Linked DNA regions of Homo sapiens: all the other regions are linked to region 3. Evidence: chromatin contacts called from ENCODE Hi-C or POLR2A ChIA-PET data. All regions are on one chromosome and are shown on one strand. The core of a region is the stretch at or near the end of the contact, and the rest is flanking DNA. Distances in the headings are between cores, read along the strand shown.

Evidence for each region. Hi-C counts contacts between places; a loop is a spot of excess contacts on that map. ChIA-PET counts read pairs that join two places held with the same protein, here RNA polymerase II (POLR2A). Pooled maps may share reads with other maps.
Region 1: a loop to region 3 is called in a map with no recorded cell type, with 19 times the contacts of the local background. The contact joins the promoter of IBA57-DT here to the promoter of ABCB10 in region 3. A Hi-C loop is called at or near these places in 3 of 37 single-sample maps with no recorded cell type and 7 of 50 pooled maps. POLR2A ChIA-PET finds 5 or more read pairs at or near these places in 1 of 52 experiments (T-cell).
Region 2: a loop to region 3 is called in a map of OCI-LY7, with 14 times the contacts of the local background. The contact joins the promoter of EGLN1 here to the promoter of ABCB10 in region 3. A Hi-C loop is called at or near these places in 1 of 168 maps with a recorded cell type or tissue (OCI-LY7) and 9 of 50 pooled maps. POLR2A ChIA-PET finds 5 or more read pairs at or near these places in 1 of 52 experiments (HEK293).
Region 4: a map with no recorded cell type shows a loop between it and region 3 (14-fold over the local background). The contact joins the promoter of C1orf198 here to the promoter of ABCB10 in region 3. A Hi-C loop is called at or near these places in 1 of 37 single-sample maps with no recorded cell type and 6 of 50 pooled maps. POLR2A ChIA-PET finds 5 or more read pairs at or near these places in 1 of 52 experiments (PC-9).
Region 5: a map of B cell shows a loop between it and region 3 (33-fold over the local background). The contact joins the promoter of ARV1 here to the promoter of ABCB10 in region 3. A Hi-C loop is called at or near these places in 1 of 168 maps with a recorded cell type or tissue (B cell), 3 of 37 single-sample maps with no recorded cell type and 9 of 50 pooled maps. POLR2A ChIA-PET finds 5 or more read pairs at or near these places in 1 of 52 experiments (OCI-LY7).
Region 6: a loop to region 3 is called in a pooled map, with 9 times the contacts of the local background. The contact joins the promoter of TSNAX-DT here to the promoter of ABCB10 in region 3. A Hi-C loop is called at or near these places in 7 of 50 pooled maps.
Region 7: a map of naive thymus-derived CD4-positive, alpha-beta T cell shows a loop between it and region 3 (18-fold over the local background). The contact joins the promoter of RNF187 here to the promoter of ABCB10 in region 3. A Hi-C loop is called at or near these places in 1 of 168 maps with a recorded cell type or tissue (naive thymus-derived CD4-positive, alpha-beta T cell), 1 of 37 single-sample maps with no recorded cell type and 10 of 50 pooled maps.

What each region holds. Positions count from the first base shown.
Region 1 is chr1:228,163,029-228,167,076 of GRCh38, forward strand. IBA57-DT (IBA57 divergent transcript) reads right to left here and starts at 2,484. Exons shown (of 2, transcript NR_103540.1): 1 at 2,446-2,484; 2 at 1,058-1,464. IBA57 (iron-sulfur cluster assembly factor IBA57) reads left to right here and starts at 2,776. Exons shown (of 3, transcript NM_001010867.4): 1 at 2,776-3,129. The coding sequence starts at 2,789. LOC124904534 (a long non-coding RNA gene) reads left to right here. Exons shown (of 2, transcript XR_007066913.1): 1 at 1-425; 2 at 1,122-2,154. RefSeq lists an enhancer at 2,361-3,263 and a silencer at 2,368-3,407.
Region 2 is chr1:231,419,944-231,424,054 of GRCh38, forward strand. EGLN1 (egl-9 family hypoxia inducible factor 1) reads right to left here and starts at 2,344. Exons shown (of 5, transcript NM_022051.3): 1 at 1,055-2,344. The coding sequence starts at 1,945. RefSeq lists an enhancer at 900-1,169 and silencers at 1,550-2,729, 2,485-2,809.
Region 3 is chr1:229,556,185-229,560,140 of GRCh38, forward strand. It overlaps ABCB10 (ATP binding cassette subfamily B member 10), which reads right to left and starts at 2,523. Exons shown (of 13, transcript NM_012089.3): 1 at 1,952-2,523. The coding sequence starts at 2,468. RefSeq lists silencers at 1,733-2,182, 2,243-2,942 and an enhancer at 3,113-3,302.
Region 4 is chr1:230,866,354-230,870,665 of GRCh38, forward strand. It overlaps C1orf198 (chromosome 1 open reading frame 198), which reads right to left and starts at 2,168. Exons shown (of 4, transcript NM_032800.3): 1 at 1,827-2,168. The coding sequence starts at 2,159. RefSeq lists a silencer at 2,097-2,316 and an enhancer at 2,140-2,731.
Region 5 is chr1:230,977,454-230,981,389 of GRCh38, forward strand. It overlaps ARV1 (ARV1 fatty acid homeostasis modulator), which reads left to right and starts at 1,641. Exons shown (of 6, transcript NM_022786.3): 1 at 1,641-1,826. The coding sequence starts at 1,653. TTC13 (tetratricopeptide repeat domain 13) reads right to left here and starts at 1,408. Exons shown (of 23, transcript NM_024525.5): 1 at 1,107-1,408. The coding sequence starts at 1,377. RefSeq lists silencers at 723-1,012, 1,033-1,292 and an enhancer at 1,573-1,872.
Region 6 is chr1:231,526,966-231,530,940 of GRCh38, forward strand. It overlaps TSNAX-DT (TSNAX divergent transcript), which reads right to left and starts at 1,591. Exons shown (of 3, transcript NR_173106.1): 1 at 1,455-1,591; 2 at 373-450. TSNAX (translin associated factor X) reads left to right here and starts at 1,704. Exons shown (of 6, transcript NM_005999.3): 1 at 1,704-1,861; 2 at 2,290-2,394. The coding sequence starts at 1,846. TSNAX-DISC1 (TSNAX-DISC1 readthrough (NMD candidate)) reads left to right here and starts at 1,688. Exons shown (of 16, transcript NR_028393.1): 1 at 1,688-1,861; 2 at 2,290-2,394. RefSeq lists enhancers at 971-1,792, 1,261-2,460.
Region 7 is chr1:228,485,718-228,489,902 of GRCh38, forward strand. RNF187 (ring finger protein 187) reads left to right here and starts at 1,665. Exons shown (of 4, transcript NM_001010858.3): 1 at 1,665-2,161; 2 at 3,243-3,335. The coding sequence starts at 1,772. RefSeq lists enhancers at 543-1,404, 724-1,103, 1,405-2,265, 2,383-3,111, 3,112-3,839 and silencers at 1,724-1,843, 2,104-2,303.

The DNA.
Region 1 (4,048 bases), core at 1,234-3,733, 1.4 Mb before region 3:
GACAGATTCGGAGCCAGTGGGCCCGGCCCGGGGCACCAGGTTGCCGCACGCCTTTCCTGCTGCCTGTGCAGGGGTGGAAGCAAATTCCTCCTCTGGCTGAGGACCAGGCTGACGTGAGCCCAGAGGAACTCGACCCCCGCCCGTGGGTGTTGTCTGCGCCACTCCCTGCCCCGGGTTTCATCCTGCCTGCCTTCCGCTCTGTCCGCATGGGGCTGCCCGGGGGGTACCGGGTCACCCTCAGGAACGCCAGGCTCTGGCAGAGGAAGGGGTGGCGGCTGCAGCCAGTGGCTAGGGAGCGCATTCTAGGCCTGGCCTATCTCAGTCAGGAAGCTGGCGTCTGGCGGGGGACTGAGGCCCAGGGACCTTGGGGGACCCAGCTGATTTGCTCCAGGCTCCTCACCATGCCCGGAGCCTCGCCTGGTTGGGTAGGCAGGGTCCGGGGCCTCACAGGGCTTGGGGCAGGTGGGGATGCTGTGAGGAGGGTCCAGAAGGGCAAGCGGGAGCTCCAGGGATGAGGAAGCTGCAGTGAAGAGAGTGGGCTAACGGCAGGGCCTCCATGGCCACATCCAGGGCCTGCGGGAATTCGCTGACTGCCCAATGTCACCTGAGCCCCTAAGGCATGCCGGCTGCTGGCCCAGGCCCTCAGGACACGGCAGGGAGCTATGGCAGAGACTTTCTGCTTGGCCAAACTCCGGCTGGGATCTGGAACTTTCTCCTAGGCCCATCTGTGCACTTGCTTGGAAAATCCAGTTTTAGTAAGAGCCCTACTGAGTCAGTTTAGCCAGAACCCCACACCCTGGATATCTCACCCTCGATGACATCCAACCAGGTCCCTCATCCTCCACCATCACCTGGTGACGTCTGATCACCCTGCCTGCCTAGAGCAAGGACCCTGTGAGGTGGGTTTAGCCAGACCCCTCAGCCCTGATGTCTCCTTAGTCATTCCCACCCACAGACCCCACGCTGCTCCTCGGCTTCTCCACCCTCTGCCCTGCTGTGTTGGGGTTGAGCTCCATCTCCCCCAAGGCCGCCAGGCAGGGCCCCACACCACATGATGCGCCTTGGTGCAGTCTTCCTCACTGATGTTACTACGCATCATGAGGAATTTTTTTATTCAACAGATACAAAGACCTCTGCTTGCTGGGACTCTGCACCATAAGGACACATTGAGTAAGTCTTCTTTGGTGCTTTGAGTGGAGGGCAGTGGAGAGGGGAATGTCAACAGGGTGCATGGGCCCCAGGAGGCCAGCAAGGCAGGGATGGCTTGGACCAGGGCAGTCAGACTCTAGGGCTGAAGGCTGCTGGGGCCACCTTGTAGATGTGTCACCTACTACCAGGGAAAGTGGCCACTGTACAGGGCTGCTCAGCAGGGGGTATGGGACATCACTCCTCGAGAAAGCACGGTGGGGTGGATATGTCATAGCAGTGTGTGGTTCCTGCCTAAATTGTCCTCTGTGAGTTCAGCTGTGAAGAGAGGACGAGAGTTATTGGAAGGACGTCCTGTGGTCTGGAAGGACGTCCTGTGGGAGGACAGGCTGGGCTCCAGGGGAGCTTGGAATCCTGCACTGAAGAGGACTATAGACACATGATGGGGGTGACCCTGGCCTGAAAAAAGCAGAAGTTACCAAGGATGTGATTTGAAGCTGTGATTGTGTCTCATCATGTCACACTGATTAGGGGTGCGGAGGGGTTGTGGGCTGGATGGTGCCTGTCCTTATCCGTGGAGACACTTGGGGATGGAGCCTCCTGCCACCTGCAGCTGAAGTCCCAATGGTCCAGCAAATGAAAAAAATGACACAACAGCCACACGTGGACGCTGGCGAACTGGTAGGAAAGAGGAAGCGGCCGGGTGCGGTAGCTCACGCCTGTAATCCCAGCACTTTGGGAGGCCAAAGCCGGTGAATCGCTTGAGCCTAGGAGTTTGAGACCAGCCTGGACAACATGGGGAGACCATTTCTACAAAAAAAATACAAAAATTAGCTGGTGTGGTGGCTAGCGCCTGTAGTTCCAGCTACTCAAGAGGCTGAGGAGGGAGGACTGCCTGAGCTCTGGAGCTTGAGGCCAGCCTGGGCAACATAACCAAGACCCTGTCTTTACAAAAAATAAAAATAAAAATAAAAATAAAAATAAAATGCTGATACATGCTAGACCGTGGATGGACTTTGAGAATACTATGCTGAGTGAAATAAGCCGTCGCAAACGACAAATCCCGTAGGATTCTGCTCCTGTGAGGTCCCTAGAGGAGGCACGCTCATGGAGCCAGAAGGTACAATGGGAGCTCCAGGGCCTCGGGAGTGGGTGTTTAACAGGGAGTTTCAGGTTGGGAGGATGAAGAGGTTCTCGAGATGAGTGACGGTGCCCGACATGGGTGGGTGAAAACGAGGAAGGCCACCGAATGGGACATGGGATGGCGCTTAAGAGGCCGGCAGAAACCTCGTTACCTACCGAGGGTGGAGCCTGCGTGCTGACGGATAGGCCGAGTCCCCGCCCCGAAACACACCCCGCGCACGATGCTCCGCCCCACACGCATGCCCCACCCACCCAGCAGGCACGCTCGCCCCGCCCGCCCCTTCCAGCTCGGGAGGCCCTGCTCCTCACGCACGCACTCTCAGTCGGCCTCAACCGGCGCTGCTCCGCCCCTCAGGCACGCACGTTCCGTTCACCCCTCACGCACGCACTCTGCGCCCGCCCCTTCCCGCCTCCCTCCGGCGGCCACCGCCAGGGGCCGCTGTGGCACCCGCCCCTCCCGCTTCCTTGGGCCCTTCCCGCTGCCCCACTCTTGTCCAAGATGGCGACCGCGGCGCTGCTTCGAGGCGCCACTCCGGGGCGCGGCGGCCCGGTCTGGCGCTGGCGGCTGCGCGCGGCCCCAAGGTGCCGCCTGGCCCACAGCTCCTGCAGTCCTGGTGGCGACCCAACGGCCGGAGCGGCCTGGGCCTGCTTCCGGCTGGACGGGCGCACCCTGCTGCGCGTGCGTGGCCCCGACGCGGCGCCCTTCCTGCTAGGGCTGCTGACCAATGAACTGCCGCTTCCGAGTCCTGCGGCCGCGGGGGCCCCGCCTGCTGCGCGCGCGGGCTACGCCCACTTCCTGAACGTGCAGGGCCGGACGCTCTATGACGTCATCTTGTACGGGTGAGCGCGTGCTGGGAGGGCGCTCGGGGGCGGGCACCCAGGGGAGTGGCCAGGGACCGGCACCCAGGGACAGGGCGGGCGCCCGGGGCCTGCAGAGGGCGTGGGGGGTGGGCACCCGGGGAGGGCCGGGATGGGGTGGAAGCTCAAGGGTGGGTGGGCCAGCGACTGGCACTCAGGGTCAGGCACCCAGGAGATTCCACTTGGGATGGACACCCAGGGGAAGCTCACCCAGGGCCCAGCACCCGGGGGAGGGCACCCAGAGGAGGGCTTGGCTCAACACCCAGGGATGGGTCAGCGACTCATCCAGGGGAGGCCTGGGGGCCAGCCCACCATATCAGAGCAGAGGCGTCTCTAGGTGGGCACCTCCCAAGTGGGCCATCTGGTGACCCTTCTCCCTCCGCAGGGACAAGGGGTTCAGGGGCCCCGCCTGGTGGCAGAGCTGTGTTTCTGAGTGACAGCTTGTGGTGACACTCCCGAGTTCTGTTTACCTTGTGTTTCCCTGTGTCTCCCCATAGCTGGTCACATTGGCATTTGGCTCAGTCATCTGTGCTGACATCACGACTGTCAGTGATGTTCATGCCGGGTCAGGGCCTTGACTGCTTACAGCCTTGGGTTTCCCTTGCCCAGCTTCCAGGGACCTGGATCCCTGAAACCTCCGCCCGGTGGAGTGGATCTGGTTCGCGGCCGCCTGCCTGCTGTCCCTGCTATGGCGGACCCGGTTCTTGTTCTCTTCAGCTTACTCCTGTGTTTTGGTTTCAGGGGATGGACACCTTTTTAATGACTTCCTGAGCTACGTGGGGTGAATTTTTGGACTCATTGTGTCTCTGCTAGTGGCTTTACCTGATATCCTGGCTGGGTGTAAAAATCTAGCTTGGAAATTGTCACCGACAATGTTCACATCACAACTTTGTTTTCTCGC
Region 2 (4,111 bases), core at 1,094-3,593, 1.9 Mb after region 3:
CAAAACCCACAAAATCAGAGACTGATGGTGGAGGAGGGTGGCCTGGGAGCAGCCACAAAGAAAAGATCAAGATCTGAGAAGTAAAATGAAAAAGAGCTGCAAGAGAGTTGGTTAAGGACGAAAGAGTCTACTGTTTATCATGAGGGAGGAAAGAGGGAATAGACTAGGTAAGAAGTGAAGAAATCTGTGGAGGAAAAACCGCAATAGTAAAGAGAAAACAAAAAGATCTCACCAAATTGGGAGGATAAAACGAGCCCTCCTGCGCCAATTCCGTGTTGTTGTTTTGTTTTGTTTTGTTTTCCAGGAAGTTACAAAACAGTTTTCAACAGAAGGATTACATTAACAAAGCAAATAAAGGAAACTGGTGCTAAAAATGTAGCCTACCTACACTGAGAGGCCTGAAGACGGAAATACTTCTTTCCCCTTTTTGTAACGGGTTTCAAAACAGTAGGAACAGGGTGAGGGATAAGAGCTATAACAGGGGGAGGGGAGTAGCCAAGCTCTTCCTGAATACAGAGTCTTTCGACTAAATGCTTATTTTAAATGTACCTTTTTGCGGTCAGCCGGCAAATTCCTAACTGAACACAGCGTTTGACTCTCAATCGAAATGTGATGAGTGGTTCAGACACCATAGGAAATTTAACAGCTTATGCAAACACAAGGCAGATGCAGAACCAGGACTTGCTTTGGGTGGTACTCTAACACCCCTTCACTGGGTGGCTAAAACGCCACTAAGGTTTGAATTGTGACCAATAGTGGAATGGAAAAAAGAAAATAGGAAAGTTAAAGCGCCTACGTTGAGTCAAAAAACCATGCAATTAGCCGGAGAAGTTTGTGAACGGGCAGTAAGTGGAAAACAGTGGATACAAAGGGGCTAACTAGATAAACAGCTACTACAAATTCTGTCCGTCTTCCTTACGGGGAGCTACACAAGAAAGAGCGAGTCCCTTCTATATAGAGGAATGCTGCTTCTCAGCCTAGGCAGTTTCAGTCGCAGGCAGGGGCTGCCCGCCGAGAAGGGCCTGTCCAGCACAAACCCGCAGCACACACTTACTTTCGTCCGGCCATTGATTTTGTAGCTGCCCAGCTTCCCGTTACAGTGGCGTATCAGGTCGTCCATGCTGCTCATGAGCAGCCCAATGGTTTCGCAGCCGGGCTCCTTGCCCTCGATCCAGGTGATCTTATCGCCTCGGATGTCCTTGGACGAGTCACTCTTCTGGCTGACCAGCTGCCCGTCCGTGAACTTCCCGGTGTCGTGCAGGGCGCGCACCTCGTCGCCGATCTGCTGTCCGGTCTCCTTGCCGAGGAAGTCGTCCACCACACAGATGCCGTGCTTGTTCATGCACGGCACGATGTACTCGAGCGCCAGCTTCAGCGCCGGCAGGGGCTTCGTCTGCCCGTTGGGCCGCAGGCCGCCGCCGGGGCTCAGCGCATCCCCGGGCGTGTTGCTTGGGGGGTACAGGTTCGCCTTCTCCTGGAACAGCGATGAGCGGGCCGGCGGCTCCTCCTTGCCGGGCTCGGCTTCGGCAGCCACCGCCGAGCCCTGGCCGCCGGCGGCCGCACGACACGGCGACGCGGCCGCCGCTGGGTCGGCCGGGGGCTTGGCCTTTACTTTTCCCTTGGCCGCGTCCCCGGAGGCGTTGTCCCGGCGCGCCGCTGCCTTCCTGGGCTCCCGGGCCCCGGCCCTGGGCGGCGGCACTGCAGCCGGCGGCGCGGGGCCGGAATGCTGGTGTGGGCCCACTCCGTGGCCGAGGGCGCCCTCGCTGCCCTGGCACACGAGCTTGTGCTTCTTCCAGTCCTGACGCTGGTGCTCCTTGCAGCAGTAGAAGGAGCTGCGGCAGCGGCTGCAGCGCAGCAGGTTCTCCATCTTCCCGCACAGCTCGCAGTACTGCCGGTCTCGCTCGCTCGGGCTCGGCCCGCCGGGCCCGCCGCTGTCATTGGCCATGGCGGCGGCGGCGGCGGCGACGGCGACTGCGGCGGCCGAGCAGGAGGGGTAGCGGCCGGACGGCCTCGCCCGAGGCTGGGGAGCGGGGAGAGAGATAGGGGCCGTTACTGCGCCATGCACCCGCTACCCTCGCCTCAGGGAGGCCGGCACCCCACGCCCTCGGCCCGGCCGCTTCCGAGTCCTAAGCTCCGGCGCAGCGCCGGCAGCCGCCTCAGCGCCTCATCGCCGCCGAGGGCTGAGAGAATAGGGCCTGTGCGGCGAATGGCAACCTGGGCTCAGGCGCGCGGGCCTGGGGAGCGCAAGACCGGCCCCCTCGGCCGCCGCCGCCGCCTCAGCGTCCCGGGCGGCCCGGCCCAGGCTGTGGAGGAGCGCAGGGCATACGGGCGCCACTCGCTCTGCGCGCTCTGCACGTACACCACGGCCCCGCGGCGACCCGGGCGGGCGGCGCGCGAGGGCGGAGGGGGCGGAGGGAGGGCCGGGAGGGCCGGGGGGAGGGCCGAGGGGCGGGGGCTGCCTGCGCTCCTCCGCACTCGGCGGGGCCGGGCCTCGGCTTCTGCCTCGGAGGTGGGTCGCCCGCTTTCCCTCCGCCCGGGACCGGACTGGGACGCCGAGAGGCCGGTGCGCTACCTCAGCCCGCAGCGGCCTCCTCGGGGACGCCGAGGCGCAGGCCCGCGAGCGGCGGAAAGGCGTGGGGCAGCGCGGCAGCGCCTACACCTGCTGGAGGAGGGCGCCAGCCGCAAGCGGGTAGCGGAGCGAAGGCGGCGTAATCATGGCTGCTCTTCCTCCAGGCCGGCGCGGGGTGTGCGAGGCTCGCTCCAGTCAAGGTTGCAAGGTGGCTATTGCGATCCTCATTTTGCAGAGGAGGAAACGGAAATTCAGAGAAGTAAAGTAACTTGCCCAAGGTCACGCAAAACTGGGACTGAATCCAGGAATCAGGCTCCCAGATTCCAAGGCTGTTTTTTCCATTACACCATACAGCCTCTATTTCAAGAAGCCCTGAAATGGTTAAGAACAAAATAAGTATTACTATGGTGTTAATCCAATCTCTTGCGCCCCGTTTCGACCTAGTTTAAAGGTAATGAAATTTGAGGGTTTTAAAAAAAATCAAAAACTCATTTTTAAAACCTTTGAAATCCCGCCGAGTTCAAAACCCCATGAAGAAATTTTGGGCTACCAAGTTAAATGTAATCAATGCTCATTCCAATATCCAATTTAAACTGATGGGATTATTCCTGAAAAGTGAATTTTGATGGTAAATGAGCAGTACTACATTAACGACTCTCACATTTATTTTTAATAGAATCTGTGCTGCGCGGATGAATACAATTCTTTGTTTTACAGAGCATAAAAACCTTACCAGAAATAAGCCAAAGATGTTTCTTTCTGCTGCTATTTGTCTTAAGAATTAAAAGGTCTGTGATTTCGAGTTTATCAATCTTTATCGAACACTATGTGGAAAGTGGGGTGCTAGGCTTGTGTATCACTTGAGTATACTGTAACTTCAGTCCTTGAAATATAGCCTTCCAAACTTAAAAAGTTGTAATATGTATTTCAAAAGCAGGATATAAGGAATTATTGTAAACCATATTGTAGAAGTTTAAAAAGAGGCTTGAATCCAAAAATATAAAACCTCTTCATCAAATATACAGAATTTAAAACTGTTATAAAATCCTGCTGCATGCGTAAATGGCATTCTGGGGATCCAATCAAGTGAAAGAGGATGATAATTCCAATTAGCTTGTCCTTTGGGAAACTGAGATAAATATACTCACATCTTCAAATTTCAAACCGAACTAAAAATCCAAGTTTCTGTAAAGAATTTAGACCTAGACCTGTCTTATGTGTATCCTACTTTCCCAGAGCTTTATTAAATACAGTAAAATGTCATTGTTGCAGACATTACTAATTAGGCTGTTCAACAAATGCATTGAGAGTCCTTGACAAACAAATGAATTAGTCATACTACACTCAGAGACACATAGTCCAATGCAGGAGGCAGGTATGTAAACAAGGACAATCCAGAGTTCAGAGTTTCCTAAAAGAGGGATGAATAGGATGGAATGGGAACACAGAAAAAGGAATTGCTAGCTCTGCCATTTGCACTAATAAAATCCAAGCAAATTAATTCAGAAATTCTTAAAATATAAAGGAGCTATCTCATGGCTT
Region 3 (3,956 bases), core at 1,273-3,772:
GACCAACATGGAGAAACTCTGTCTCCAAAAATACAAAATTAGCCGGGTATGATGGCACATGCCTGTAATCCCAGCTACTTGGGAGGCTGAGGCAGGAAGATCGCTTGAACCCGGGAGGCGGAGGTTGCGGTGAGGTGAGATCACGCCATTGCACTCCAGCCTGGGCAACAAGAGCAAAACTCCATCTCAAAAAAAAAAAAAAAAGGTACGAGCTGGGTGTGGTGGCACATGCCTGTAGTCCCAACTACTCAGGAGGTAGAGGCAGAGCTGCTTGAGCTGAGGAGTTCAACACAAGTCTCAGCAACACAGTGAGACCCCTATCCCAGAAAAACAAAAGAAGAAAGAAAAAAGGAGGCAGTCTCGTCTTGTTTAAGGCTGTCACCAAAACATACTAGCATGGCAGGATATCTGGGGACAGAGTGAGGGGTCACAGGAACAATGGTCATGGCATAAGAGGACTGGGCACGTGTAGGCCACCAAAGCCTGACACCTAAACACCCTTCCTGACATCTAGTATTTCAGAAACAAAACAGAACTGGATTTCCTTACACTTACTTTGAGTCACATACAGAAGTGGTGGGCGCACCCGATGATGCTCAGGGTTTCTAAAGGCCTCACTCTGTGCCTGGTGGTATGGTCATTTATTCCTTCACTGAAGGCACTCTGAGCGCCTGCTCTGTGCCGTGCACATGCTAAGAACTAGAGACAGAAAGATGAATCGCACAGTCCCCGTCTCAAGCAGCTCAAAGTCCAGTGAGAGCTCCTAGTCTCCAATGTTTTTAAAAAGAGGAAAGAGAAAAAGATATTTTACAACAAAATCTACACTCAACCAACTGAACAATGAAATAATTCTCTTTACACCCGAGTGATATCAACAGCCCCCTAAGCTTTCATAGCAACTGGTAGATGAAAAGTCGCCACCCTAACTGCTCTCCTCCACTGTGCAAACCTACTCTAAATCCCAAATCACTACCCAGGAGGGTCCTTTCTAAAGCAATGGATTTGCAGCAAAGAATGCTTTTCTGGTGTTGCACCTGACAACCTCACAGGCCCCACAGGCCCCCTTCCACAGCCCACAGGTGCAGGTTTACCTCTATACATACGAATATTTCATAGATGCTTCTCCCCACTAACCTAGAAGCCCCAGCAGAAGTGAGGACCATGTTTCCTTGTGCATGCCACTGTAAACCCAGGGCCCAGTCCAGAATGAGGGCTCAACAGATGTTTATAGAAGGAGTGAAGATTTAGAGAAATCGAAAAAATTTTAGATCTTACAAGGCCCTTGCATCTAAACACTCCTCCAATTATGGCTAAAAAATGAGGAGCTATAGAAAACTGTCCTATTTAAATTTTGTTTCTAAAAACATTCATTTTGGCTTCTTTTAAAAAAGTTACTCAATTACTGAACAGATCACTGGTGTGGCCTGTTGAACACAGTGCTGTAACTTCCTGCACAAGAGACAAGTCTGAAAGTTTTGCTTTCCGCTGTGAAAGCATTGGTGACTGCTTGACAGACTCGCTTGAAGCAAATAATGTGTTTTTGGTTAAAAAAAAAAAGTATAAACGCCTAATAACAAAATAGGCATATTTTTGGCTAGAATTTTTTTTTCCAAGGAAAAACCTCCAGCTCATTTTGCTGCCTAAGCCAAAACAGATGCTCCCACTAAGTTGGTGGTGGAACAGACCCAAAGATTCCAATAATGACATATATAACGTGTGTCAACAAGAAAACAAGTGTAAAATCTGCAAACGAGTCCCCAGCTAAGGCGAAATCTTGACAACGCTACTCTGAGGTGAGCGATCCCCTCCCTCCTCCGGGGTTAGGAGTGGCCCAGGAGAGGCGGCGGTGACACGCGCTCTGCGGCCCGGCCGTGTCCCTCTCGGCGCCCCGGGACCCCGCGTGTGGAGAAGGAGAGGCCCGGCGGAGGGAAGTGGCCGGGGAGGACCCTACCTGCCAGCCTCCGGCGCTCAGGGTACGCCAGCCCCAGGAGCTTCCGGGCCTCCGGGAGTCCGGCCGCTGCGGGGCGCAGCCGCCCCTTGTCCCCGGGAGGCGCCGCCGGCCCGCGCCGCCAGGCCTCGTCCCCTGCCCAGGCAGCGGCTGCGGGACCGCCCGGGAACCGGGCGCGCGGGAGCCGAGGAGCGCCTGGCCCGGCAAAAGCCCCGCACCTGCAGCTGCCGGGGCCGCGAGCCCACAGCCCCAGGAGCCGCGCGAGGCCCAGGACGCCCCGCGAGGCGCCCGGACCCCCGCCCCGGCAGCCGCTCCTCCAGCGGCGCGCGGCTCCAACGCCCCAGAGCAGCGCGGGCCCCGCGCCCCATAGCCGCGCCGGCCTCAGGCCAGTGAACGGCGATAGGGACCCGGGAACGCGGCTGGCCGCGGCCCACACGCAGGCTACCGGCAGGAGCCGACCTGGCTCGGCAGGGCTCGGTGGCTCGAGCAGCCGCAGCGGCCAGGCAGGGGGGCCTCGCATGGCGCTGCGTGCGACCCGTACGCCTCAGCCCGCCGGCCAGGCGCGCGCAAAGCCCGAGGACCCTCCCGGCCCGGCCCCGAGCAAAGGGCGTGGACGCGGTGGCGCCCGCCCCTCCCCGCTGGCTGTCACCCGCCTTATCGTGCCTGCACCCTCGGGCTGCGCCCGCCCCCGCCCCATCCTCGTCCGCGCGGTGCCGCGCCTCTCCGCCCCACTCCGGGGACTGCAGCTACCCGGACCTTGCAAGCCACCCTTCCGAGCGCCCCCAACCCGCTCGGGTGCCCTCCCTGCAGCGCCCCCAACTGCCCGCTGGCGGAGGAGCGCCGGGCGCGCCAGCTGGGACGAGGCCCGGGAAGCCCAGGAGCACGGCTGCGCCTGCGTACTGGGCGCAGGGAACTTTTTCGCGCTTCGCCGTCCCCTCTGGTCTGAACTTGGGAACGACACGAGCTCTTTCTCACGCCGGCAGACCGGGCGGAGCGCGCAGACGCGACCACACGATGGCCGGCACAAAGATGGGGCGGGAGGACAGCGTGCTGGATACGGCGTGGGGCGGGTCCGCGGCCCGGGAGACCCATGCTGGGGCGGCCCTGTCACTCGTCTCGCTGCCAAGCACAGGGCTGAGGTGCGGAGGGACCACTGAGAGGACTTCGCTGCGTGTCAGCTCAGCTCTGGACGGCGTGGAGGAGGTGGTTGGCGAATAGTGAAATGTATATAACTTTGAGAAGGGAAGAGATCGTTTCTTTTTTTTCTTTTTTTTTTTTTTCTTGAGACGATCTCGGCTCACTGCAACCTCTGCCTCCCAGGTTCAAGTGATTCTCCCTTCTCAGCCTCCCAAGTAGCTGGGATTACAGGCATACGCCACCACACCCGGCTGATTTTGTATTTTTAGTAGAGACGGGGTTTTACCATGTTGGTCAGGCTCTTTTCGAACTCCTGACCTCAGGTGATCCGCCCGCGTCAGCCTCCCAAAGTGCTGGGATTGCAGGCGTGAGCCACCGTGCCCGGCCTGAGATCGTTTCTTAACTAGAGCAGAAATTTGAAGACAGGCGTGGTCGAGGCATTCCCGCTGTTCGAAGTGGAAAACACTAATCAGAAGGCAATGCATCTTAATACACGTGCATGGAAAGACAGGAGAGAACATTAAAACTCACTGGGACACTTTATGGAGACTTCATGGGGGCGGGGGGGGATATGTACCTGAGGTCCAGTGAGTCGTGGGTAGATTTTTGTAGACTCCTAGGTATTTTTACTGGACCTGGACAGGGTACTGTCAGTTGCAAATTTTATGGGTTCACAAAATAAAAAAACCTCAATAATCAACATAAACATTTTAGTGCAATATTTTTAAAAATCAAAATTAATTTAAAAAATCCGTAATGAACAAAATATAAAAAATTTTGATTGAGTATCCACTCCTGACCTTTCACAATCCTGCCTCTCTTCTCTCGCTCTAATCCCAGCCCTGGAAACTTTATTTACAAAAACTGACAG
Region 4 (4,312 bases), core at 918-3,417, 1.3 Mb after region 3:
AACATGCTCTCAGCTGGTTTTGCAAAGCTGAGATTCAATTCTCCTGAGTTACTCCTGGAAGGACATACAGGCACCACAGCACGGCACAGTTCCACTTGCTTTTAAATCACATTGAGTTTACAAATTCAGAAACGGCTCAGTCTGGCACCAGATGAGGAATGAGAATAAAAAATTAACTTGGCCACATTCTTCCTTGTCAGTAATACTGGGCTCTTCTATGACATGGGCTTTTTCATCATGAGTAGGCGTGTAGATATTCTTAGCTGGACACCAAGCTAAGGGAAAATGACAGTCACTCTCCAACATTTGTAAGTACTTAGAAGTTTACTTCCTGTCATATTTATTCGTGACTCTTCCAAAGGAGTGCTGCCTGCTTTTTCATCCCCCAAATCTGGGCGCAAACACTGCACACAAGTCTTTATAAATACGCCTATTTTCCCACTGAAAATGTTTCAGCTCTAGGAATACATTTTAAAACCTATATTTTCCCCTCCCCAGTTTACCACACCCTTGTTTTTCCTGGCAAAGCCATCAGAATTTGAAGTCCAGTAGAGAATTTCCTTTTGATTCCATCAGAATAAAGAAACACTGGCAGCATCCTTCAGTCATTTCACTTTTCCCTCACATTAAAGTGGGTTTATGACCATGAACACTTCGTATTAATAAATGTCTCAGCACACCCAAGCCTGAAAATCTGATCTAAACCTCCTTAACTTGAATTCCATCCACAATCCACAACTTCCTCGGAAAAAATCTCTCCCAGCTTCTCCTTCCTCTAGCCCAAGAAACAGCCTTAACAGCGAGCGATTTCATTCCTACACTCTTTGCTCAGCTTGACTTTGCTCCTCACGGCAAAAGTTGAGTTTGAAACGCCAAAGAGTCACAGTGCAAATTCTAATGGCACCAAACAGGCTTCGGTTAAACACATTTCTAAGAAAAAGAAGACCAAGTTTCTGAACCCTACAGAAGATTCAGGCGTTTGTGACTAAGTGTGGGTCATCCCTGAGCTTTTTCTGGAACAGATTCAGCGTTTCTACCTTCACAAATGACTGTCCCTCTAGCAGTCTGGACAGTGTCTAGATCTGAGACCTAAACATGCCCTGTTATGTGGCCAAGACTTACTGGAGCTCATTTAAACTTATCGTCCCTTAGTTTTTTGGTGGAAAACAGGGCCACCATGCTCACCCTTAAAACATACGCTGGGCATTGTGCTCACTTGGAAAACATCTTAGGGTGATGGATGGGTTTCCCTCCTTATCTTGGAAGACACCTTTTCTTCCTTGTTACCTGGCTTGGCAATTTTACTTTCCCCATACATCTCATCACAAGTATTCATGTTAGTATATATCATTTGCTCAGTCCCTTCACGGGCAGGCACGGGGTGGCGTTATTACCCCCGTTTTACACAGTGGAAACTGAGGCTCTAAGAAGTTAATTGACCCACCGCCATACAGGTAGTAAGTAGCAGAGCTGGATTAAAACCCAGGCTTGTCTGGTTTAAAATTGCTTGTTGTTTCCACTTTGGTCAGCCTCGCTTACGACAGCTCCGGGAGAAGTCTCTGGAGTCCGTGCGAGCCGGCGGATCAGGTCTAGATGGAGGTTCTTTAACGACCCACCTCTCGGCGATCTCTTAACCAACTCCCCCAGCGGAGCCCCCACCCCCCGAACTTCGGCTCTGGGGCTCCCCTCCCACCCACTGCCATTCCTGCCTTTTCTTTTCCAGCCCCTACCAGCTGGGGCGGCCTCACGCCGGCAGGTGCCCACCGGGCCGGGGCGCCTCGGGGCGCCGGGAGGGGAAGAGGGTCCGCGGCCAGGCCCGCACCTACCTCGTCCCCGAAGCGCACCACCTTCTGGCCCGTGGGCCCGCGCAAGCCGGGGAAGCGCGTGAGCTCCTCCGAGTCCCCGGGGTCTCGGGGCGCCGGGGCGCGCGGCCCCACCAGGCACCGGTCGATGATCTCGTCCTGCTGCGCGGGCGGCAGCCGCGCCCACTCGGGCCCGTACTTCTCGCGGATCTTCTCCTTGTCCTGCATGATCTTCCTGGCCATGGGGCTCAGCGACGAGAAGTAAGTGAAGCGCTTTCGCTCCCGGTCGTCCAGAGGCCGGTTCCCGCTCATGACCGCCGAGCGCGAAGCCGCGATCGCCGCCGCCATGGACGCCATGCCCGGCCTGCCCGCCGCTCCCGGCCCGCGCCCCGCCCCTCGCTGTGCCCGCCCTCGCCCCGCCCCGCGCCACCCGGAGCCCCGCCCCCTCCGGGAACCCCGCCCTGCACCGCCGCGTACCCGGGTCTCCAAGCCAACCCAGCTCCCCAAGCCCCGGGACCCCGGCCCTCCGTGGCCCCCTCCCCGGGAGCTCCTCCCTCCGGGCCCCCCCCCGCCACCCCCTCGCGGACCCCACGAGTCCCCCTTTACGCCTCCATAGTGGATTACCGCGGTGCCCGCAGGTTTCGGGCTCCCCTTACCCGGCTCAGGTGGTAGCCGGCGTGTCCCTGAGTCCGCGCCCGGCGCTCTGAGAGGGTGGCCGTGGTTAATTCCCGGTAGTGACCGCCATAGCGCCACGTGGCCACTGCTTGACAAAGGAAACTTTTTTCAACCTCCAGTGAGCCTAAGAAAGCCCCAGCATTTCAGGCCAAGCCGCTGGCTGCCTGGCTTCTGTTTTTACTCCTTTCCTTCTGTCCCTTTCTGGGACGAGCCACACCTTCTCTGCTTTCTCTGGGCCCGTCCAGGACGCTGGGCCCGGGGCCTGGCGCGGTGAGCTGCAGATAGCCGGGGGCGCAGGGCAGCCCGGAGGCTGGAGGGCGACCTGGAAGGCTGGACCGGTTCGGGGCATCTGGTGCTCAAGGAAAGTCAGCTCCCGCCGCCCCTCGGGGCCAGGTGGGTGCATGAAGTACCCGGTGGCCCAGGTGCCTTTCCCCAACCCAAGGAGCTCAGAACTCTTGGCAGTTCGACGTTTGCAAACAAACCAAAGAGGAGCAGAAAGTTTTCAGACTCAGAGGCGACATCCCAACAGGTAGGGGGCCAGGGTTTGTAATTTTGAGGTGTGTCCCAGACAGACCACAAAATTAAAATTATAGCGAGCCCCCACTTCCCCCAAGCCCCTCTCTCCATCTGACTGATTTTAACAAGACTAACAGGACTCAGGTGAGAATTGTGTCCACTCGTAAAATAAAAAAACAAAAACAAAAACCAGCATTTCAGCTGTTATCCAGGGTCTTTGCCTGGATAGTTCTGAACACAAAAGTAGAAATAACTTGCAAAGTCCTATTTTAAATGTGAGATGGCCTCATCTTCCGGCCCAGAAATCCTCAGAATATTTTTGGAATGTCATGAATGTGGCAGGCTCTACAGTTAAAGACATTATTATCAACAATGTTCACAACATAATATATTGAAGCAGGGAAAGGCAAGCACCACCAAATATAGTCTCCACAGTAAGTGGCGGATTATTTATGAGACCGGAAGTTTAAGGACAGTTTTTTGGAGTATGATCTTCTGTTTGAGTTGATGCTAGAGAAGCTCAATACATTGACCTGAATCCCACTGATTTCTCTCCTCTAATCCTTGTTTAATAATATAGGTAATGTTTAAAGATATATTCTTGAAATTAATTAACATCCCCAGGCTTGCTTTGATATTCACATAAGAAGCTGTCCGTACCCTTAGAAACTTGGTCTCATGCTGTTTTCAAAGCAGTTGTGGAAATAATTGTTGCTTTCAAAAAAAAAAAAACCACAACCCCATGAGGTGTTTTGGGTCTGGCAATAATTGATTGTCAAAGAAGTTTTCAAGATAATAAAAGCGTGAGATAATTCAGGGACATTGGCCAAAGTATGTAAAGTCCATGATCTGGATGATAAGGGGCTAACTGAAAGAAAAATTCTTCCAGATTATAAGAAGAAACTCAGGGGAATTAAAGTATGGCTCTAACAGATGACTTGGCTGAAATTAGAAACTTTTTTTTTTACATATATCTTTATCTACTCCTGGAGGGAATAAAAATAGCCAAACTCCGGCCGGGCACGGTGGCTCACGCCTATAATCCCAACAGTTTGGGAGGCCGAGGCGGGTGGATCATGAGGTCAGGAGATCGAGACCACCCTGCCTAACATGGTGAAACCCCGTCTCTACTAAAAATACAAAAATTAGCTGGGCGTGGTGGCACGTGCCTGTAATCCCAGCTACTCGGGAGGCTGAGGCAGGAGAATCACTTGAACCAGGGACTCGGAGGTTGCAGTGAGCCAAGATCGCGCCACAACACTCTAGCCTGGGCGACAGAGGGAGACTCTGTCTAAAAAAAAAAAAAAAGAAAGAAAGAA
Region 5 (3,936 bases), core at 391-2,890, 1.4 Mb after region 3:
ACGCCGTTACCAGCTAAGGCCTACCGCAAAATAAAAAAGTCACAAACCTCTCAGTGAGTGACACTTCCTCAAGGAAGTCAGACTGTACTAAAAGGAAATCAGATTGTGCTAATCTTGACGTCTCATCTCAACTAAAAAAAAAAGGTATTGTTTTCCCAGGTACACAATGCCGAAGAAAACCACTGCCAAGTCTTAAAAGCAACCATCTCCCAGTGGGTTCGGTAGACCCCGGTCCTTCCCAAAGCAAGCCATAAGGGAACTCACATAGAGAAGGGGGAAAGAGAAAGGGAGGAGATTGATGGGTAAAAAGACCCACGACAGAACTTCAAAACAAAAAAATGTACACACGTATTTTGTCCCAGAGGCATCTGCTATGATTTATTAAACTGAAGCCAATAGCGCCCATTCTTAATGAATGAGCTGGCGTAGCTCCAATACACACACGGCACTGACACACAGGCTCAAGGCCTGCAGGGGCCTTTTTTCCCTCTGGGAGACACCTGACAGATCGCAGGTTGATCTTAAACAACTGGAAGCAAGATGTCAACGAGCAGATAAGATGGGCTTGCTCTTTTTTTCCATTCCAGGGATCCAATTTTTAGGAACTGTTGTATACGAGACATTAACCCGGGAGGTCAGGAAGCCTGATTTCCAGGCCTAAGATGTGCCAGGCGTCTCCCTCCGGGGGCGGGCTCCGCAAGCCGCCGGGCTGGTTGCTCGTCCGCCCGCCCCTCCCTCGCCCCTTCGGCATCCTCGGGAGGCCGGCGGCGGGAACAGGGCTGCCCCGGGCCACCTGCCATCTCCTCCGCCACCCTTCCAACAGTTGCTTCAGACTCAGGAGAGAGGCCGCCCTGGCCCCAGGAGCATGCTGTCAGCTCATTTCTCGACTCGCCGCCCTGCCCAAAGGCGGCTGCAGGAGGGCGCGCGGCGGCGTGGGTGGCAGCGGCGGGAAGCTGCCCGCCAGGACCCCTGGCCGAGCCGGCTCCCGCGGATCGCGCGCCGCAGCCGGAGGCGTGAGGCCCGGGCGACCCGTACCCCGGCCCGGGACCCCAGCCCCGCTGCCCCGCCGCCCCGGCCGACTCGGACGCCCGCCGCCGCCCACTCACCGCCGCACTCGGCAGAGTACTGGTCCCCCCAGTCCCCGGACTGCGGGCTGCAGCCGCCGCCGCCCGCCGGGGCCTCCTGCTGCTGCCGGTGCTGCAGCTCCTGCTTGAGCAGGGAGAGCGGCGAGTAGTGCTCGGTGGCCAGGGCGCCTGGCCGCAGCCCGGCGGACAGGACCCCCAGCAGCAGCAGCAGCAGGACACGCCGGGCGGCGCCCGCGGCGGCCACAGCGCCGCCCCAGAAGCAGCAGCAGCAGCAGCAGCCGGCAGGTGCCATCTTCCCTCAAGGCGCATGCGCGACAGCCCTTGCCCGGCTCTCAGGCCTCCCCGCCTCTAACCTACGGCGGGCAGGTGGACCGTGGCAAGGGGGCGGGACAAGGGGAGAAGCATTGTGTGCTGGGAATGGTAGTCCCAGCTCGGCCAGCCCGGGGCCGCCTTGCCGGTGCCGGGACTACGAATCCCAATAAGCCCGCGCGGCGCAAGTCTTCCGGTCTGGCGTCTGACGTCTTACCCTCCACAGAATCGGAAGTTCTGGACTGCAGTTGAGTGGAAATGGGCAACGGCGGGCGGAGCGGCCTGCAGCAGGGGAAGGGGAACGTGGATGGGGTGGCAGCGACTCCTACTGCTGCCTCGGCCTCCTGCCAGTACAGGTGCATCGAATGCAACCAGGAGGCCAAAGAGTTGTACCGAGACTATAACCACGGTGTGCTGAAGATAACCATCTGTGTGAGTTGTCAGGTGTGGGGTGCCCTTGAGAAGAAAATGGCGCGGCGGGATTTGGGGACCGCGAGGAGCAGGGTCCTCTGATACAGTCTTTAGTTCGGTAGTTGACATTCCCGCCCGGGATCTTTGCATGAATATCTGTACTGATAGAGAACTCAGCTACCCGACAGCGCTTTTCTCATACTGGGGCATATTTGGGTGATATGACCTAAGCCGGCGAACGGACCGGACCGACAGACAGAGGTAGATGTGGGCATTTTGCAGAGAAATTTAAAGATCAATTAGGTTGACATTTTGGTTCATGCCAAAGCTACTTCCTTCTAGCTCTTCTCCCTTTGACAGAGAGATGGTACCATCCTTACCCTCCACAACCCATGTTGAATTCACCTACGATGCTTTTTAAAGGTTTCATCAATTGTCGTTATTGGATGTCTACGGTGTACAAAGCACTATGCTAGACGTTGGTGGTACAAAACCCAAAAGTGAGGAAGTAAAAATTCTCATTTCAAGGTGTTCGTAGAATACCTTGAACTTTCTGATGATTTTCCATCTCAGAGTTAAGGCCCGAATCCCTGAACTGGCTTATAAGGCCCTATGGAGTCTCCTGCTACTCTTTCCCTTCTTTATTTTACGGCAGAGAGAATAATCTTATGTTTAAAGAGTCTACAAAGTTGGAGGTTCTTTGGGGGTATTAATTAGCAAAGAACCTGTCACAGAATAGACAGTACATTTTTGTCCCATTTCAGATCTTGTGATTTTCTAATCTCTTTAGTAAATTATGGTCTGTAGTAATATACAAGAGAATTGACAAACTGAGTGTATACCTGTATAATCTGCCAACCACATAACGTTCTGATGCATACAACCTCAATTTCCTGTTCCTCTCTCAAGTACTTTCCCTCTTTTGTCAAAATGTCAACCCTTGTTAAATCCAACATATTGCCTGGTCTTGTCCCTGTACCCATGCAGCAGTACGTTGCTGGGGAAAAACAAATTTGTGACGATTAACCTCATATAGGCCTTTCATGATTTCTGGCAATCTTATTTCGGTTTTTTTTTTCTTTCTTTCTTTCTTTTTGAGATAGAGTTTCCCTCTGTCACCCAGGCTGGAGTGCAGTGGGGCACTCTCAGCTCACTAAAACCTCTGCCTCCCAAGTTCAAGCAATTCTCCTGCCTCAGCCTCCCAAGTAGCTGGGATTACAGGCCTGCACCACCACGCCGGGCTAATTTTTGTATTTTTAGTAGAGACCAGGTTTCACCATGTTGACCAGGCTGGTCTTGAACTGACCTCAAATGATCCACCCACCTCGGCCTCCCAAAGTGCTGGGGTTACAGGCATGAGCCACTGCGAAAACAGAAGAGAACTTCCACCAGGTTTGCAACAACATAAACCCAATACTAGCATTTGTTATTTCTTTACTGTACTGTCTTCTTCTGCCTTCTGCTGGATCATTCCCACCAGCATGCATACTGTTACTTCTTCCATCAAAAAAAAAAAAAAAACCAACACCACCAACAAAATACACTTGCTGCCACTTCCCCCTTTAGCTTCTGCTCTTTTTCTTCTTAATTAGAAAGCAGACCTTCTAAGATATGTTTGTACTGTCTATTTCCTTTCCTAGTTTCTCTTGAACCTGCTTTAGTCACATTCCCACCCGCATTTCATTAGAAACTGTTCTTGTTAAGATCACCACTTCCACTTTGCTAAATCCAGTAGTCGATTCTCAGTTAATGATCAGCAGCATTTTACCTCATTACTTCCTCCTCCTTGAAATGCTGTGTGCGCTTCCCAGGATTCAGTGCTCTTCTTATTGTCTTCTTACTTCACTGGCTGTTACCCCTCAATCTCCTTTCTGCTTTTGCTTCACCTCCCTTACCTCTTAATCATGGTGTATTCCAACGCATAGTCATCGTGCCTCTTTCTGTCTGCATGCTTTCCCTTGAAGAGCTCATTCTGTCTCATGGCTTTAAATACCGTCAAAATTTTGACAATTTCCAAATTTATATTTCTACCCTGAACCTCTTCCCTGAACTCCAGACTTAAATGTCCAACTACCTACTTGACTTCTCCACTTGGATTTCAATAGACAGCTCAAATATACCCATCACAGTT
Region 6 (3,975 bases), core at 341-2,840, 2.0 Mb after region 3:
TTGGGATGTGCTACTCCAGGAGAGTTAGGAAAAATACCCTTTTCCTCGACTATGGTACAGTACAGTAAGTATTGACTCTGAAAATGTTCGTAAGTACTGGCTTCCTTGGATCTAGAGGGAGTCACATTAAAATGGCTACATTTGTATCAGAGCTGTCTTTTATTCTTTTTGGCATGGTCAAGTCATTTCTAATCAGAGTAGGGGGAATACTGGTAGATCAGACGTCACTCAAACTCATGAGAATTATCTGTTTAACATCCACAAAGCAAGTAGCCCAACAAGCAAGGTCCCCAGGAGCCTACTTTATCCTCAAGGAATCTGCTTAGTCAATTGACGTATTCACAGGGCTGGAGAGGTATGAGTGGTGGTTACCTTCGTGCCAGAGCAGAACATGCCTTGTAGTTACTGCCATATTCTAGCCAAGTTACTCCATTTACTGTTCCTTTGTTCCTAAATTAACAAGGAGAAAAGACTGTGTGTTCAACACATGACCACAATAGAGAGGTTATTTAGAGAAAGCTTAAAATGTACTTGTGTTTTCTGTACTAGGCCTAGGGCACCCCAGTTATGAAGCCTTGGCCTGAGTTTCTCTCTAGACGGTGCTGAATTGCCATCTAGTTACCTATTCTGACACCAGGAACATGATTCTTCAACAAACATTGACGGAAGCTTACATGGGACCGGATCACAGCGCTGAGAAGCACTGGGGCTAAGGGGCGGCACAAAGTCTAGATATGGTGGCAGCACCTGCTCATAATGAAATGCCCACAGTTTAGTGGAACACAGCTGCTATTACTCACCTGTCTATCATTTTGTTTGGGAGAGCCCTGGTGGGAGAGGAGTATGGTATTTAATATTTAATTGAGCAGTTATATGTGAAAGAGCGTTTTCACGAGACTTAACTCCTTTCATCCTCAAATAACCCTACAAGGCGGGTACTATTCTATCCCTATGTTACAGATAAGGAAACTGAGGCAGAGAAGTTGCGTGCTTCATCAAGGTCACACAACCACTCCGTGGAGGCAAGTTGAACACAGGCTGTCCGGCTTCTGAGAGCCAGTGGAGAGGAGGGAGACGGTGGGAGACGGGCAGGGGGAAAAGGTGGAAGTAGACCCGAAGGGCAGGCTTGATCTTCATAAGAGAAAACAGTACTAACACCATCCACTGATTGACTCGCATATTTCCATCACTTAAAGCTCCTGGCGTCACTGCCAGGAATGGAAAGTTAAAAAACTCCCAGCTCTGTAAGGTTCTGCCTGGATCCTGAAAAAAACCTTCCCACATGCCCCGAGGAAACTCGAGGGCTCGCTTCTTTCTCACATCCCTGGCCCGGGGCACCGGAGGTCCCGCTCCGGCGGAGGAACTACAACCCCCACAGCACCGCGCGCGAAGCTGGGCCCCCCTGAGGGAAGGGTAAGGTGTCCCGAAGGTGCCTTCAGAAAAAAATTACGTACGTTTTTCGTCGCTTTCCCACGATCACACAGATCTCAGGTCCAGGAGGACGCATCGTCTTTTTAGTAACAGTGCATGCTGTGAGGCTTGTAGAGTCGCCTCTCTCTTCAGGCGCAGCAGAGGGCGGCCGCAATAGTACGCTCGCGCGGCGGTGGCGGGTGGTGGTCCTTGGACCACGCGGTGGGCGGAGCCAGCGGCGACGGCCTCCCCTCCCCTCCGGACGCAGGCCGGAAGTACGTGAGAGGAGACTTCCGGCCACTGCGTTGTAGTCGGCCCGGCTGCAAAGCGTTTTTCTGCAGGCTGTTTTCCCAGGTTCCCTCGGCCTGTACCTCGCGCACTCCTCTTGCTCCAGGTCCTTCAGTCTCCGCTCGTCTCACCGTAGGCTGTGACGACATGAGCAACAAAGAAGGTGGCGTCCTTAACAACACGGGGCGTTATTTATCCGGAGGGGGAGGTTCTCCAGTCTTTCTATGCAGTTTTCCCCTTTTCACCCTTGAAGGATGCCTTCGTCCCTTGTAGACTCGGGGGCGGCCCCTCTGTTTCTCTCCCCGGCCAGATCGGCCCTGTTTACACCTCCTTTTTTCTTAAATTTTTGAGGTGTGATTTTATCCTAGTTCAGTAATTGCTGTAATGCCAGATCATAGCACCAGTTGGTGGAAACTTGGATGATTTGCTTGGAAAGGCCTGGGCAGCGTCTCTGTCAGTCTGCGGAGAAAGCCTCTAAGGCGAGGGCCCTGTGGGTATCTGGTTTTAAAGCAAGGAGTAGGTTTGTCTATGTTGTGTTTTGCAAACTCTTGGTGATGGAAGATCCCTCTCTTTTTTTCTTCTCTATATAAGGATCAGGAGGGTTCAGGAAAAGGAAGCATGACAATTTCCCACATAACCAAAGAAGAGAAGGGAAGGATGTTAATTCATCTTCACCCGTGATGTTGGCCTTTAAATGTAAGTTCTCTGCAATGTAAGTTGAAGAAGGGGAGAGAACAAAATTATTTAGCCATGGTTATGCGCAAGAAAACAGTCCCTAAGAATTTAATGTGAAACTTTAGCTGGAGGTTTTGTGATGGCGCTAGATGTACCCTAAAAGTCTGGATTACAAAGGCCTTCACTTTTATGTCCCATTAAGAGAAATATTAGTAATCAGGTAAACATGACTTAAACACAAGAAACAGTAAACATTAATTAATATTTGACATGTCACATACTCAAGAATTGTGTACCTGATAATATTTACTCATCTGTTATATGCTAAAATATATTTTCATTTAGTGTGTATTTGTTTCCTCTACTAGACTTGAAGACAGGGACGGTATCTTTGTTTTAACTGTAACACTTAGCACAGAGTGGGAGCTTGTATCTATTAGTGAATCTCGCATATCTATATACACATATTTTCACAGTCCCCTTTTCTCAGCATATTAACTTGGACAAGTTATTCCTCAATTCAAAACAAACACAAAACAAAATCCTCTTCCTTTTGTCCCTGTCTATCCACTATCCTGTACCTTACGTTTCTGTGATTAAGGAATCTGGGAAGGGCTTAGCTGGTTGATTCCTATTTGCAATCACCTGAAGCCTTGATTGGGGCTGAAGGATCTACAGCTGTTGATAGTTTAGGCCTTTTGCCTGCAACCAGCTCTCTGTTCCTGTCCACATGAACTTCTTGTGCTGCTTGGATGTCCTTTGGTGTGGCATCTGGCCTCCTTCAGAGAGAGAGAGTGCAAGAGAGCAAGGAGGAAACCACAATCTCTATGTCCTAATCTCAGACATCAGACACTGTCATTTTTGTCACATTGTGTTTGTTAGAAGGGAGGCAGTTTTAAAAACTGTCTCACATTGAAGAGGAAGGAAGTTATGTCCCACCCTTTGGAGGGAGGAGTCTCAGGTTATTTGTGGATATATTTGAAAACCACCACAGTATCTACTGTGATCGTCAGAAGTTTAAGACAGCTGGCCGTAATTGAATAAAGAGCGTACTGATACAGAAGGTGGAGTTGCGGCTGGGTGTGGTGGCTCACGCCTGTAATCCCAGCACTTTGGGAGGCCGAGGCGGGGGGATCACGAGGCCATGAGTTTGAGACCAGCCTGGCCAACATGGTGAAACCCTGACTCTAATAAAGTACACGGTGAAACCCCGTCTCTACTAAAAATACAAAAAATTAGCCGGGCGTCAGTAGTCCCCACTACTTGGGAGGCTGAGGCAGGAGAATGGCGTGAACCCAGGAGGCGGAGCTTGCAGTGAGCCGAGATCGTGCCACTGCACTCCAGCCTGGGCAACAGAGCGAGGCTCCGTCTCAAAAAAAAAAAAAAAAAAGTACGAAAAATTAGTTGGTCGTAGTGGGAGGTGCCTGTAATCCCAGCTACTCGGGAGGCTGAGGCAGGAGAATCGCTTGAACCCGGAACGCGGAGGTTGCAGTGAGCCGAGATCGCGCCTTTGCACTCCAGCCCCGGCGACAGAATGAGACTCCATCTCAAAAAAAAGAAAAGGTGGAGTTGCTTCTAAGGTGGTGTCCTCATTACCCGTCT
Region 7 (4,185 bases), core at 415-2,914, 1.1 Mb before region 3:
TCTTCACAAAGACAAAAATACCTCATTAGATCCTGCGCTTGCTTGGAATACAGATTTATAAAAATTTTTTTTTGTTTTTGTTTTTTAAGACAGAGTCTCGCTCTGTCGCCAGGCTAGAGTGCAGTGGCACGATCTTGGCTCACCGCAACCTCCGACTCCCTGGTTCAAGTGATTCTCCTGCCTCAGCCTCCTGAGTAGCTGGGATTACAGGCATGCGCCACCACGCCCGGCTAATTTGTGTATTTTTAGTAGAGACGGGGTTTCACCATGAGCCAGGATGGTCTCATATCTTGACCTTGTGATCCGCTCGCCTCGGCCTCGCAAAGTGCTGGGATTAGAGACGTGAGCCACGGCGCCCGGCCCAGATTAATTTTTTAAAATGCAAAACTTGCACAATCTTATTTTAACCATGCTTGCTTGTTTTCAAAATAATTAAAAAACAAAAACACAAGATTGCTCTTCCCAAAGGCTTATTTCTTTCCTTTAAATTTATTTTTTAAAGAAAAGCTAACGGCCGGGTGTAGTGGCTCACGCCTGTAATCCCAGCACTTTGGGAGGCAGAGGCGGGTGGATTACGAGGTCAGGAGTTCGAGGCCAGCCTGGCCAACATGGTGAAACCCCGTCTGTACTAAAAATACAAAAATTAGCCGGGCGTCGTGGCAGGCGCCTGCAATACCGGCTACTCGGGGGGCTGAGGCAGGAGAATCGCTTGAACCCGGGACGCGGAGGTTGCAGTGAGCCGAGATCGCGCCACTGCACTCAAGCCTGCCTGGCAACAGAGCGAGGCTGTCTCAAAAAAGAAAGAAAAGCAAAGCAAAGCTAACAAATGCTCTTCTGTCATGCATCATCACAGAATCAATGAGAGCTCCCCCCAGCCAGGAGACAGCGGACAACCAGGGTAGCTTCCCAGGGGGCCAGAGGGAGGCTGCGCGAGAAGAGGCTCAGCGGGATGGGTCCACGCAGGGAGATCCCACGCAGGGTGGGCGTATACGAGTGTCCACGTCCGGAGGGCCGTTCAAGGGCGGGTCCCTGAAGGAAGGGTGCACGCAGGGCACGTCCACGCGGGCAGGCCCGTGCACGCAGGGCGTGCCCATGCAGGGCGGGTCCGTGCAGGATGAGAGCAGCGGAGGAGGCCCACGCAGGCCATTTCCCGCCCCGTCCCCAGCCCACGCGGGCGAGCTACCGCGGGGGTACGCGCAGCTCAGATCCTAGCAGCTTACAAAAACAACCTTTTAAAAATGGAACCTTCAAGTAAAAATAAAACTTTGTTTCCCTCTTTCGCAGGAGTTACTGAAGTAGGAAGGGACAGCCCAGTAAGATTTCAGGATACGACTTGGGCCGGTCCGCAGGCAGTAGAGTGAAGCGCGCAGCTGCCAGGACTTGCGCGGTGACGTGCGCCGCTGCCAGGACCTTGCAGGTGGAGAGCATAGTTGCCAAAATCAAGGCGGAGGAGCGCACCGCCGCTAGGATCCAGGCGGAGAAGCCCACCGCGGCCAGGACCTAAGGATGCAGTACACTGCTGCCAGGATCTTGTCTGTGGAGCGCAGCGCGGCCAGGACCTCCGGCTGCAGCACACCGCTGCCAGGATCTTATCGGCAGAGCGCTCCGCGGTCCGGACCCCGCCCCGTGCGCGTCCCCGACCCCGCCCCGTGCGCGTCCCCGGCGTTGGCGTCTTCGTCCTGTTGCTGGTCTCCGTCCGGTCGCCGGCCGTCTAGGTCTCCGGCCCTCCCCAGCCGCTCCTGCGCCCTTGCCGGCCCCGCCGCCCGCAGCCCTGGCGCTCCCTGCGGGCCCCGCCGAGGCCGCCTGCGCCCTGTGCCAGCGCGCGCCCCGGGAACCGGTGCGCGCCGACTGCGGCCACCGCTTCTGTCGGGCGTGCGTGGTGCGCTTCTGGGCCGAGGAGGACGGGCCCTTCCCGTGCCCCGAGTGCGCCGACGACTGCTGGCAGCGCGCCGTGGAGCCCGGCAGGCCCCCGCTCAGCCGCCGCCTTCTGGCGCTCGAGGAGGCGGCCGCGGCGCCCGCGCGCGACGGCCCGGCCAGCGAGGCCGCGCTGCAGCTGCTGTGCCGCGCCGACGCCGGCCCGCTCTGCGCCGCCTGCCGTATGGCTGCGGGCCCCGAGCCGCCCGAGTGGGAACCGCGCTGGAGGAAGGCGCTGCGCGGCAAGGTGCGCGCCGCGGGGTCCCGTGCCCCACCCCGGACGGTGCCCTGCGCCTCTCCGCCCCCGCCCCGGTCCCCCTGAGCCCTGGGCCCTTCCCGTCTCCACTGTTCCTGTCCCCGGATTGTCCCCGTCCCCGGATTGTCCCCCTCCCCTCACCGCCACGGGTCCCCTCTCCAGCGTGTGCTGGGCCCCTCCCTCCTGCGGCTTGCCTCCCCATATTTCCTGCGTCTCTTCGGAGTCTGGTCCCCTTCCCCGTCTTGGTGTCCCCTGCTGGGCGGTGCCTTATCTCCCCACCCCCTACCTTCTACGAAGTCCTTCCCCCACCAGCGCCCATCTTTGTGGTCCCATCACTAGCTGTGCCCTGTCTCGCCCTCATAGACCCCCTCTAGTTCCTACAGATTGACTCCTCCACTCACTCTTCCCTTGGGGGAGACATCACGCCTCTTGCCCCTCTGTATTCCACTGTGTCCACAGGCCTGGCCCACCTTCTCGTCTGCTCCCCGGGCCACCCAGCCCTCGCCTGCACCCCCTGTCCCCTCTCCCATCTTTCAGAAACCCGCTCTGAGAGTCTGGCAGCAGCGGGTCCGGGAGTCTGGAGCCTTGCCCATGGCGGGTTGGTTGTGGGACACAGAATAGGAGACAACAGCCAGCCTGGGGTCCTGCTCTTCAATACAGGGGAGGGGAAGCCAGCCAGACTGTGTCCCTGGGTGCTCCTCCTGCATTGGGGGTCCTGCCACCGGGCAGAGCGACCCCCATCCGGCTCAGGCAGGGCAGGGTGTAGGGCAGGCTGTGCAGACCTTTGGTACAGGCCGAACTCACACTGAACAGGGCCACTTACAGACACAGAACTCCTAAACCCACCTAGACAGTCCCCTTAGCCCCAGCACCCAGATCCTTCTGAATAGGTGTGAAGCCCAAGAAACCTTTTGACTGCCTGTGCGTTCCTGCCCTAGACAACCGGGCTTCGAGGTTATCTCTGGGATGGTCAGACTGTGTGCAGTCAGCTGGGGTGATGTCCCTCAGTACTGGGCTGGGTTGGGGGACCCAGAGCTTCTGCCCACCCCTGGTGACCTTCTTTTCTTTACAGGAGAACAAGGGGTCTGTGGAAATCATGAGAAAGGACTTGAATGACGCCCGGGACCTGCATGGCCAGGCAGAGTCAGCAGCTGCAGTGTGGAAGGCAAGTGGGGGGACCTGGGGCAGCCTGGAATGAGGGGACTGTGGGCTCAGGGCTCTAGACAAAGGGACCACCAGGCCAAGTGGGCCAGGCCTCTGAACTGCTCAGCTGGTTGGTTGGAGGAGGGGCCTCTGGACTTAAGTGAGCTTCAGGGTATTTTTTTTAGGATGTGTTTGTATTTCTCAAATAGAATCTAGCCAAAGCCAGTGGAAGCCTCTTTTTCTCCTCACATTTTACCTGTAGGTGATGGCAGCATCAGACTTCTTTTTTTTTTCCCAAGAGACAGAGTCTCACTTCATTACCCAGGCTGAAGTGCAATGGCATGATTGTAGCTCACTGCAGCTCGAACTGGCCTCAGGCGATCCTCCCACCTCAGCCTCTGGGACTATAGGCACGTGCTACCACACCTGGTTAATTTTAAAATGCTTTTCTAGAGGTGGGGGTCTTGCTGTGTTGCCCAGGCTGGTCTCAAACTCCTGACCTTAAGCGGTTCTCCCGCCTTGGCCTCCCAAAGTGCTATTTTTTTTTTCTTTTTTAGAACACATCTGTAATTTTCTGTGGTCCTCTTGTTCTGATCTGAGAGTTGCTCATTATTTTTTAGAGGCTAGAAGTCCAAGATGAAGGAACTGGCAGATTCCCTGTCTGGTGAGGGCGTTTCCTGGTTCATAGATGGTGTCTTCTCACTGTGTCCTCACATGGTGGAAGAAGTGAGGGTGTCTCTGGGGCCTTTGTGTAAGGACACTGATTCCGTTCTTGAGAGTTCCACCCTCACAACCTCATCACCTCCCAAGGGTCCTGCCTCCTAACGCCATCACCTGAGGGATGAGGATTTCAGCATGGGGATTTGGGGAGG